Regions from separate parts of the Homo sapiens genome. Here regions 1 and 3 are each linked to region 2. The links are chromatin contacts, found by Hi-C or POLR2A ChIA-PET in ENCODE. All regions are on one chromosome and are shown on one strand. The core of a region is the stretch at or near the end of the contact, and the rest is flanking DNA. Distances in the headings are between cores, read along the strand shown. Region 1 overlaps LOC105369917 (a long non-coding RNA gene). Region 2 holds the start of SOCS2 (suppressor of cytokine signaling 2). Region 3 overlaps NDUFA12 (NADH:ubiquinone oxidoreductase subunit A12).

Region 1 (3,575 bases), core at 453-2,952, 1.8 Mb after region 2:
AATATATTTTGAATAATTATTAGACGCAGGACACTGTTTAGGCATTCCAGGGATGCCCTGATTGCAGTTCTCTCTCTACACTTAGGACATTTTCTGTCTTGAGGTAATAATTATTTTGATAGACAACATTTATTATAGCGCCTACTAAGCTCTGAGTGTTGTATGAGAGCCTTAACTACAGGCTTTTAGTAGGTAGTGTTGCTTAATGGTTCCAAACCCTATACGGCCAGACTGGTATGATATTGAATCTGGTTCGTCTGTGTGCTATTGTTGAAGGCTGAGTGAGGGTTGTGATCAACTCAGTATACCACTGGAGGCTGTATGAGTAAACAGCAAACTGTTCTCATGAAAGCAGGATGTTGGCAAACTGACAAACTGCGTCTGCTGCCCAGAAGGAACGCTGAGGGCAGTCAAGCCCCAAGCACAGTGTTTCTTGTGATTAGGCGCATCTGAAGCCTGTTACCAATAATGTGAACCTGTGATCAATTAAGCAGCTGACCAGTCGTTACCCGCTCCTCCCTGCTCTTGCTACCCAATAAATACGAAGGGCTGTAGAAACTCAGGGTGGCTGCTGCCTTTGCTCACTAGAAGCAGGGAGCCCTTTTCTTCTTCCCCTGGCCCCTTCCTTTAAAACAGTTTCTTTTGTCTTAAGTTTTCATTTCTACGTTCGTCCCCCTTCGTTCGGTCTCGTAATGATGGTCTCAAGTAGTAACAGTAGTAACTGTCGTAGTGATGGTCTCAAGTAGTAACCATGGCAGTCTGCCACATCCTATTTTTGTAGATTTGGATTTCCCTCCATTCTCTTCTCTTCTTTCTTTCTCTTTCTTTCTTTCTCTTTTTTTCTTTTTCTTTCTTTCTTTCTTTCTTTCTTTCTTTCTTTCTTTCTTTCTTTCTTTCTTTCTTTCTCTCTCTCTCTCTTTCTTTTTCTTTCTTTCTCTTTCTTTCCCTCCTTCCTTCCTCCCTCCTTTCCTTCCTTCCTTTTTTTTTTTTTTCTTGATCTGTTGCCCAAGCTGGAGTGCAGTGGCATGATCAAGCTAAGGTGACCCTCCTGCCTCAGCCTCCTGAGTATTTGGGACTACAGGGGCATGCCACCATGCTTGGCTAATTTTGTTTATTTTTTACAGAGACGCTCTCACTATGTTTCCCAGGCTGGTCTTGAACTCCTGGGGTCAAGTGATCCTCCTGCCTCACCCTCCCGAAGTGCTAGGATTAGAGGCATGAACCACTATGCTCGGCCTGACTTGGACATATTTCTCAACCTTTCTGTGGCTCAGTTTCCTTGCCTTAAAAGTGATGATAACAATAGCACCTACCTCATAGGGCTGTTGTGAGAGCTAAATGAGTTAATACGTGTAAAACACTTCAGAGCCAGGCACCTTGTAAGTTCTATAAAAATGTTGGCTTTCATGATTAAGTCCTCACAATCCCATCTATAGGTATTATGAGTCCCATTTCATAGACGAGAAAACAGAGGCTGAGAGAGGTTAGTTAATAAACTACCTGCAGCCTAATATAAAGTTTGATAGGCTCACCCTCTACCAGAAGGATGAGAATAGTTCATAGTATAAAAGGAGCACTTTGGGCTTAACCAAGGAGCCTGCAAGCTGGGCTGGAGGAGCAAAGCGACCTAGCCAGTGGAAAAAAAAAAAGAGCAGAAACAGCAGTGCCAAGTCTTGGCCACCTAGAGTACATTCCTTTCTTGAACAGCCTACCCTTTCACTCACCCTGAGCGGTCTAGCCTTCAGCTGTTCTCGTTCCTGCCAGAAGCCTCAGGAAAGACCTTACCCATCCACCGTGCATTTCGGTAGGAGCTTTGGCTAAAGCAGCTGTCTTCCTGTCCACACGGTGTTTCCCTATCCGCTGAATCCCAGTAACAGGGGTCTCACTCCACACCCCTCTTTTATTCCTCTTCCTAACTGCATGGGCTGCTGAGCCTTCTCACCAAGACCCCCTTTGGTGGGAGGGCAGATGCCCAAAAGGAGGATTCTTTTAAAAGATCGTTAATAGTGAAATACTGAAATCCCTTTAAAGGCAGCTTTCTTTTTGTTTTGCCTTGTCTCTTTCAGAGTCTTCAGTTCTGCTGAAAGTAGACATTACTCTCTGCCAAGAAATGGGCTATGAGGCTCGGATAACATTACACAGGGGCAGGACTTAGCGTTTTGGCTTAGTGTTTTGGACTTGTGTGAAGTTCCCAAAATACCATCAGCAGATGGTGTTGCATTTATCTGCTTAGATGCTATTATCAAAGAAGACAGGGGGAGGATGAGGAAGGCAACCACCCCGGAGGGGCGAGTGGAGAAAATTTTTTCATCTCCTGTTTATTTCACAGATATAATTCTCATCTTGGGCATTTAATTTTATGTGTCAAATAAAGGGAACAATTTCCCAGTGCAAATTTAACTGTTGGGAAAAGTCTGATCAGGGCACTGAACATTCTAGCTTCTGCCTAGAAAGTGAAGATTTGTGATGTATTTTTATTTCCATTTTAACGTTGTTGACTTCTAATTCTCTAAGACTGTCAATTAGTCATAAAGGACATCTCAGGAATCATGTTGCTCAACTCTTGCATCAACCACTACCTATTAATTTTTTCATGTATAGCTTTTATTTTTAATTTAGTATTCCTGGAATGATAATTCTTTTAAATTTCATAAAATTGGAGTGAACAAGAAATACCAAGTGCAGGTCCAATTTTCTTATTAGGTGAAAGGGAAATAATGACACCTACTTTAATCATGCAATACAAGACAGCAAATTATATATTAATTTATTGAGCTGTGTCTCTCTTTATTTTTTAAATACATTTATTTATATTTATTTATTTATTTATTTTTTGAGACGGAGTTTTGCTCTTGTTGCCCAGGCTGGAGTGCAATGGTGTGATCTCGGTTCACTGCAACCTCCACTTCCCAGGTTCAAGTGACTCTCTTGCCTCAGCCTCCCATATAGCTGGGATTACAGGCATGCACCACCATGGCCAGCTAATTTTGTGTTTTTAGTAGAGATGGGGTTTCACCATGTCGGCCAGGGTGGTCTCTAACTCCTGACCTCAGGTGATCCGCCCACTTCGGCCTCCCAAAGTTCTGGGATTACACGTGTGAACAACAGTAGTTTTTAAAAATACCTCCCTTTTTTATATAATAGCTTTACTGAAATATAGTTCTCACATCATACTAGTCACCATTTAAAGTATAGAGTTCAATGGTTTCTAGAATATTTACAGAGTTGTGCAACAATCATGATAATCAATTTTAGAACATTTTTTATCACCCCAAAAAGAAACCATGTGTCCACTAGCAGTGACCCGCATCGCTCCCTCTCCTTGGCCTCTGGGCAGCCACTGATCTATTTGCTTTCTGTACAGATTTGCTTAATCTAGATATTTCGTGCAAATGGAATCATACAATATGTGGTCTTTTGTGACTATGCTTTTACTTAGCACAATGCATTCAAGATTAATCTACGTTGTAACATGTATCAATACTTCATTCTGTGTTATGAATGAAATAATATTTCCTTGTATGGCTATACCACATTTTAGTTATCAGTTATTTGTCAGTTGAGTGCTCCTTTTG
Region 2 (3,687 bases), core at 81-2,580:
AGAGAGAGTCCGAACCGCGGCTCTGCCCCGCGGCCTAGCGTTGCTGCCTGCTTTCTCCAGCCCCTTCTCGGCGTCTGGAAGTGTCTGGAGTTTCTTTTTTTTATTTCCCCTAAACTGCCATTCAAATTAATAATCCTCCTAATAACCTGATCTCCCGCTCCTCCCCACCGGCCTGCCTCCCGCCCTCGCTCCTTCCTCCCTCCCTCCCTCTCTCCTTCCCACCTCCAGGGTCGCAGCCGGAGGGAAACCCGGCAGCAGTCCGAGAGTGGAGGTGTCCCAGCCCGTAGGGGGCGTCGCCGCGCGGTGGGGGATGGGGTCGAGGCAATGATCCTCGAGGCTTTTGTGTGCCCTCTGCGCACGGAACTCCGACCGCCGCCTCCGAGCGCGGGGCTGGTTGCATCCCCGGGCATCTCGTTCCCAAATTAAACGTTAACGGGGGAAACAAGGGCAGACGCCCCTCCTCTCCCGGGCCCCTCCCACCTCCCCTTTTCCCCCCACCCCCCCGCCCCATGTCCGCTGAGGAGGCTGCCTGGTGCGGAGGCGGCGGCGGCGGCCGCGGCCGAGGTCGAGGTAAGAGCGCGGCGTTGGTGGTTTGCATTTTCCGCAGCGCTCGCGACCGCCCGCTCGGCCCCGGCCTCGCCTCGGAGCCCCGCGAGGGCTGCGCGCTCGGGCCGATTCCTCGACAGCGCCCGCGGCGGCGAGAACCACCGCAGCCATCCTGGTCCGGGAGCGACCGCCGCGGCACCCCCAACCCCGCCAGAGCGGGCACCAGGAAGCGGGGGGAGGGGAGCGAGGAGCCTCCCGGGCGGAGATGCGGCAGCTCCCGCACCTCCGCACCCCGGGTTGGTGCCTCGGGGCCCCGCAGCGCTTTAGGGCGGAGAACCAAGTTTGTGTGGGTGCTTCTTCCTGGGGGCCCTCGGGCTGCGCCAGGTGTGAGACCGGAATGCCAATTTGGGGAATCTCTCCTGTTCTTTCCTTTTTAATTTTTTCTACTTGTCCTTGACAAGGGCCTATTCCCACTGGATCTGCAGGTGACTATTTGCTCTTCCTAGGTCGCCAGTCTTTGATTTCAGCTAGTGACCCTGGGCGGGAAGACACCCTGTTCACCCTCCTCCTGACCTCCGCCCCCCACCTCTTCAGCCAACTTTATCTTGGATCTCTGCTCTCTTTATCTTTTCTCTAGAGCTGGGCCAGGGCGCTAACTGGAAGCTTGGGGTTAAATGGTGCAGGAACGTAGAGGCGGAGGAGTCCCTGGGATTTTCCACGTCTATTTCCCCACCCCCACCCCAGCCGCAGGGGTCCAGTTTGGACTGACCCAACCTCCCGCTTTCTCTTTGTAGGCGATCAGTGGGTGACCGCGGCTGCGAGGGACTTTGTCATCCGTCCTCCAGGATCTGGGGAGAAAGAGCCCCATCCCTTCTCTCTCTGCCACCATTTCGGACACCCCGCAGGGACTCGTTTTGGGATTCGCACTGACTTCAAGGAAGGACGCGAACCCTTCTCTGACCCCAGCTCGGGCGGCCACCTGTCTTTGCCGCGGTGACCCTTCTCTCATGACCCTGCGGTGCCTTGAGCCCTCCGGGAATGGCGGGGAAGGGACGCGGAGCCAGTGGGGGACCGCGGGGTCGGCGGAGGAGCCATCCCCGCAGGCGGCGCGTCTGGCGAAGGCCCTGCGGGAGCTCGGTCAGACAGGTAGGGAGCCGATCGGCCGCGACGCGTGCGGGAGGGAGCGCCTCCCCAAGGAAGCAGCTAGGAAGCGGGGTCGAGGTGGGAAGCAAAGAATAAGATGGAAATACGTCCCTTGCTTCCAAGGGACCGCGGAGAGCACGCTCGCAGGGTCCTGGGTCCTTGGGAATGCGTAAGGAAAGTGGTTCTCCAGGGACTCAGGCCTGGCGGAGCGCAGAGCGCGGGAAGAGCTTCTTGGAAATAGCTTCTTAGCACGCTGGAAGATTTACTGTTTTCCGCAGCTGCTCAGGGTTAGGCTCCCGGGCTCGAACCCCGGCCGGGGAAAGCGTCGGGCGCCTCCCTTTGCACGGGGTGCAATCAGCAAGTCGGTGCCGCGGGCCCCGCAGGCCCAGCAGCATCTGGCTCCCGGGCGGAGCTGCGGCTGCAGCCCAGGATCTTGGCGGCCAAGTTCAGGGACTGACACTGCCGCGAGGGCGGCTGCCCGGGCGTCGAGAGTAGGCTGCGAAGCCCCCGCCGAGCGCGGCTTCCATGGTCGGCGCGCCCAGGGTACTGCCGCTTTCAAGTACAGTCAGGCAATTCGCGCGGCACGCTGTCTCTAGGCATCTGAAAAAAGAAAAAAGAAAAAAAGTAAAGTATCTGGCAAATCATTCTGGCTTTCCAAATCCGTATCCTAAAAGCTTACAGTTGTGGCACAGTTGAAATTTTGGTAGCAACAGGGGGAGGGAGAGGGAAAAGTTCTCTCGCTTGCGATTCCGGTCTTTCCGTGTGGGCCACGGGCTTTCCCTCCCGGGGAGGCACCGGCAGATTGCAAGTATCCCGGTAATTGTGGGGGTGGGGGGAGCACAAATGTTCAGACTTCTTAAATACGGACGGTCTCTGAGCCTTCTTAGAAAGCAGAGTGGGCCGGGGAGATGGTGCAGGCAGATGAAATCAAGAATGCAGGGGAGATGGATGGTTGTGATTGGGTTTGGATTAGGGCAAAGTTCAAAAGAGTTTAGGGAAGATTGTAAACTTGAAGTAGTAATTATCACTTGGGAATTCCCATTTCTTAGTGACTGGTAAGGTAGTCATAAAGCAGCGAACAGAAGCTATTGTACTAGAGCTGTGCTTTTACAACAAGTACATAGCAGTGCTTTCTACATAGAAGGCTGTTCATAGCAGGCTTTGCAGATTCTTTTTTTTTTTTTTTTTTTTTTTTTGGTGGGGGGCACACCAACCATCCAAAAAAGTTGCTTCTGTTTTTACTGTAGTTCAATTACAGGAGTTGGGTTTTCCACTTTTTAAAGGGCATGGCTTTTATTTCTAACTTCTGATTTTTTTCTAATTTACCTAAATCTTTATTTTACTTAAATAATGTTAAAAGTGTCATGCTTCATCAGCCAGTGTGTCATGCTGCAGATGTTCTTTTGGTTCATTAGAAGAAAATCTTAAGAAGAGCTTCAGAAAGTTGATTTTTTAAAAAAGAAAGAAAACTGGCTCGCCGTTTGTGTTCATAAAATGGACCCAAATTTTTATTAAATTCCTACTGAAAGTATTTGTGGTGGCCCGGTAAACTTTCGCTCACACACCACCTTTTTTTTTTTTCTTTTTTAGAGCTAAAAAAATTATTGCCAATTACTTGCTCTGTTCTAAGAATTCTTATAATAACTGTTTTACCCTCTTTTCTTTTTCTTTTTGAACAAAAACCCCAGGATGGTACTGGGGAAGTATGACTGTTAATGAAGCCAAAGAGAAATTAAAAGAGGCACCAGAAGGAACTTTCTTGATTAGAGATAGCTCGCATTCAGACTACCTACTAACAATATCTGTTAAAACATCAGCTGGACCAACTAATCTTCGAATCGAATACCAAGACGGAAAATTCAGATTGGACTCTATCATATGTGTCAAATCCAAGCTTAAACAATTTGACAGTGTGGTTCATCTGATCGACTACTATGTTCAGATGTGCAAGGATAAGCGGACAGGTCCAGAAGCCCCCCGGAACGGCACTGTTCACCT
Region 3 (3,893 bases), core at 1,079-3,578, 1.4 Mb after region 2:
CAGAACAAGACTCCATCTCAAAAAAAAAAAAAAAAAAAAAGCGGTTGGCAGGGACAAAGTACCCAGACATTTCTCAGAAGACATACAAATGGTCAACAGCTATATGAAAAAAATGCTCATTGTCACTAATCATCAGGGAAACCAGATCAGACTGTGCAACATAGCAAGAGCTCACTTCTACTAAAAATAAAAATAGGCCAGGCACAGTGGCTCACACCTGTAATCCCAGCACTCTGGGAGGCCGAGGTGGACAGATCACCTGAGGTCAGGAATTTGAGACCAGCCTGGCCAATATGGTGAAACCCCGTCTCTACTAAAAATACAAAAGTTAGCTGGGCATGGTGGTGTGCACCTGTAATCCTAGCTACTCAGGAGGCTGAGGCAGGAGAATCGCTTGAACCCGGGAGGCAGAGGTTGCGGTGAGCTGGGATCACGTCACTGCATCCCAGTCTGGGCGACAAGAGCATAACTCTGTCTCTAAATAAATAAATAAATAAATAAATAAATAAGCTAGTCTCAGCTACTCAGGAGGCTGAGTTGGGAAGATCGCTTGAGCACAGCATATTGAAGCTGTAGTGGGCTATTAATGTGCCACTGAACTCCAGCCTGGGAGACAGAACAAGACCCTGTCTTCAAAAGAAAAAAAAAGAAAAACAAGCAGAGTAGAATGGTGGTTACCACGGGCAGGAGGAGTGGAGAGTATAAGAAAGAGGAGATGTTGATAAAAGAGTACAAAATTTCAGTTAGGAGGACTAAGCTTTAGTGCTCTACTGCACAGAATGGTGACTGTAATAAATAATAATTCACTGTATATTTGGAAATTGCTAAAATAATTTTAAGTGTTTTTACCACAAAAAAATGATAAGTATGTGAGGTAATTGATTTACTAATTGGCTTGATTTAATCATTCCACAATGTAAACATGTATCAAAACATCATATTGTACCCCACAAATATATACAATTATTATTTGTCAATTAAAAATAAAATTTTAGCCTGGGCAACACTGTGAGACCCCTATCTCCTAAAAAAAAACCAGCAGGTTGTGGTGATGCACCCCTGTAGTCCCAGCTACTTGGGAGGCTGAGGCAGGAGGATGGCTTAAGCCCAGGAGGTTGAGGCTGGAGTGAGCTGTGAAAGCACCAGTGCACTCAGCCTGGGCGACAGAGTGAGACCCTATCTCAAATAAAATATTTTTAAAAACTGAGAACCCCTCCCCTCTAAAAACCTCCAAAGAACTCCAAATGCAGCTTGAATGGGTTCCAACTAGTCAAATTGAGCCCAATTTGAACAATAAAAGAACCATTTAAAGCAATGGATTATAACCCATTGATTAAAATAGGAGTTGATACAGATACAAATAATGAATTAAAGCTTTGATGAGTAAGGGGATACTTACATAACCTCAAAGTGTCTCCCCACAAAATGCTAATTAATTTCAAAGGGAAAATTAGTAACTTTAGAATGGAGAAAACCGGCAGACCCCTTAATCACGTGATAGAGGTTTTCATTAATAATAGGACAAAAACAAATCAGCTGCTACTTAATAGAGTGCAACAAGAAAAACATGGCTTCAGTGACAGGAATGTCACAGAAGCATAGCCTGAACCTAGTCATGAGGAAACATTCAACAAACTCACTGAGGGACCTTCAACAATATAACTGTCAAGTAATTTTCAAAAGCGTCAAGGTCATGAAAATCACAGAAAAGTTGAGGAACCAATCAAGTGTGAAGGAGACTAAAGAACTTGAGATCCATATGAAATGTGTGATTGGATCTCTCTATAAAGGACACTGTTGGGACAACTGACGAAACCTGAGTGGCTGAAGTTCAGAACACGCTGCTCCAAAATATGCAGCTCTGGCATATGGACTATGCTGAGTTAAAGGCACTTGAACAACAGCAGGCACGGCTGGGTGTGGTGGCTCATGCCTGTAATCTCAGCACTTTGGGAGGCCAAGGTAGGCAGATCACTTGAGGCCAGGAGTTCAAGACCAGCCTGGCCAACATGATGAAACCCCGTCTCTACTTAAAATACAAAAATTCGCCAGGTGTAGTGGCACATGCCTGTAATCCCACCTACTTGGGAGGCTGAGATAGGAGGATCATTTGAGCCCAGGAGGTCGAGGCTGCAGACTGTACCACTGCACTCCAGCCTGGGTGACAGGGCAGGACATTGTCTCAAAAAAAAAAAAAAAAAAAAAAAAAGGTAAAGAAAAACAGCAGGCACAAGAATAATATGGCCTTTTTCTTTCTGAAAGCAGGAGAAAAAATTCCCACATCAAAGATATCCTCCCTATACCAGAAGGAAACTATCATTCTACATCAAGGACAGGAAATTGAGGTCAAGGGAAATCTGCACAAACGTTGTTAAATTAACTTTTATCTTCTTAGTCACTTCTCCACCCAATTAACCTACTCAAGCCCAAGTCCCTTTGTCTTCTCATTTTCAGTGTTCTACTCCTTGTCCAATTCAGTATCTAAGTGTTCAACATGAACTGCATCTTTGGGTCTTCATCCCTTATGAGGGCTCCACATCACGGAACTCTTATATTAAATAAATTTGTATGCTTTTCTCCTGTTAACATGTCTTTAATTCTCAAGCCCAACCAAAAAGCCCTAAGAGGATAAGGGTAAAATTTTGCCTCCCTTTCATAGTGTATCTTTGTTACTTTCCTGATATTTATGGTCATATTGTGGTTATGTAGGACAATGTTCTTGTTTGCAAGACGTACACACTAAAGTATTCAGGAGTGATGGGGCATCAATTTGGCAACTTACTTTTATTAAAATATTAGTAATGATTCTGAAAGTTCGGGATTATTCCAAATGTTAAAAAACTGTAAATCAGATCACACCCTATCTTACCTTCCAGTGACTTCCAAATAAATTCAGACAAAAAGCCGAAGTATGTACCATGGCTTACTGAAAGATTCTCCCTGAGGCCTGAAAGCTTGAAGAGATGAATAACTCCTCCCTTCTCAGGCCCAGTCCCAAGCTTGGGCCAGCAGCGTGGGTCAGCAAGACAGCAGAAGCAGGAAGAGAGCTGGCCGAAAGACACATACCCCCTTGAAGATTGAGGGGCAGGCCGTCCAGGTACTATGTAGCAGTTACATCAGACTGAGACACTTCCTGTTTACAGGAGACTATAAAACCCCTGCCCCATCCTCATTTGGTGCTAACGCCATTTTAGGCATCAGCCCACCTGCACCCAGGCGCTCATTAAAACAGTGTGTTGCTCCACACTGCCATGTTGTCTGCTGATGCACTCTCAGGGTTCGAGCCGATACAAGAACCTTTCATCTTACAACATCTACATGATTTGGGCCCTAGCTATTTCTCCTACCTCGTTTCTTAACATCTTCCCCTCACTCATTCCATTCCAGCCAAACTGGCCATACTGCTGTTCTTTGAACAGACCAAGCAATACATCTCAAACATACAGGCTTTGCACCTGTGGTTCCCTCTGCCTGGAACGCTTTCTCCCCGCTTCTACGTCTTTCCTCAAATGTCACTTTCTCAAAGAAGCTTTCTCTAACTGCTGTATAAAACAGCCACCTGACCCTTCCATTGCTCTTGATTCCCATGAGGCCCAGCTTCATATTATCTTCCTTGCATTTTTCATTACCACAATTATATAAAGGATGTTTTTCTGCCTTCCCCTATGAAAACAAGGACCTTGTTTTATTCACTGCTTTACCCCAGGTTCTTGGCACCTGGTAGGTACTAAATAGTTATTTGAATAGGGATGATAAATTGTATCTGTACAATTACTCTCTACACGTGATAATACCTAGCTCTCTAATTAGAGATATATCAACCCAACATCAAATTTATTCATGAATCAAAGGTAAGAATCCACAGATTTAGAATTCCACAGTGTGTCACGGTC

The links. Hi-C counts contacts between places; a loop is a spot of excess contacts on that map. ChIA-PET counts read pairs that join two places held with the same protein, here RNA polymerase II (POLR2A). Pooled maps may share reads with other maps.
Region 1: POLR2A ChIA-PET joins it to region 2 with 12 read pairs in Panc1. The contact joins the enhancer-like site here to the promoter of SOCS2 in region 2. POLR2A ChIA-PET finds 5 or more read pairs at or near these places in 2 of 52 experiments (Panc1 and activated T-cell).
Region 3: a pooled map shows a loop between it and region 2 (10-fold over the local background). The contact joins the enhancer-like site here to the promoter of SOCS2 in region 2. A Hi-C loop is called at or near these places in 3 of 50 pooled maps.

The regions. Positions count from the first base shown.
Region 1 is chr12:95,383,714-95,387,288 of GRCh38, forward strand. All of the region lies in intron 4 of LOC105369917 (a long non-coding RNA gene), which reads right to left. Among named protein-coding and RNA genes, the nearest start is that of MIR3685, 76 kb to the left of the region's middle. Within about 2 kb of position 1,703, at least 15 of the 41 ENCODE cell types and tissues checked have a DNase peak (open chromatin) inside an H3K27ac peak, as active enhancers do.
Region 2 is chr12:93,571,345-93,575,031 of GRCh38, forward strand. It overlaps SOCS2 (suppressor of cytokine signaling 2), which reads left to right and starts at 1,331. Exons shown (of 2, transcript NM_001270471.2): 1 at 1,331-1,692; 2 at 3,378-3,687. The coding sequence starts at 1,554. SOCS2-AS1 (SOCS2 antisense RNA 1) reads right to left here and starts at 54. Exons shown (of 4, transcript NR_038263.1): 1 at 1-54. RefSeq lists silencers at 1-47, 408-457, 468-777 and an enhancer at 1,995-2,134.
Region 3 is chr12:94,985,608-94,989,500 of GRCh38, forward strand. The region is part of intron 3 of NDUFA12 (NADH:ubiquinone oxidoreductase subunit A12); the gene reads right to left. Among named protein-coding and RNA genes, the nearest start is that of NDUFA12, 16 kb to the right of the region's middle. RefSeq lists an enhancer at 3,754-3,893. Within about 2 kb of position 2,329, at least 2 of the 41 ENCODE cell types and tissues checked have a DNase peak (open chromatin) inside an H3K27ac peak, as active enhancers do.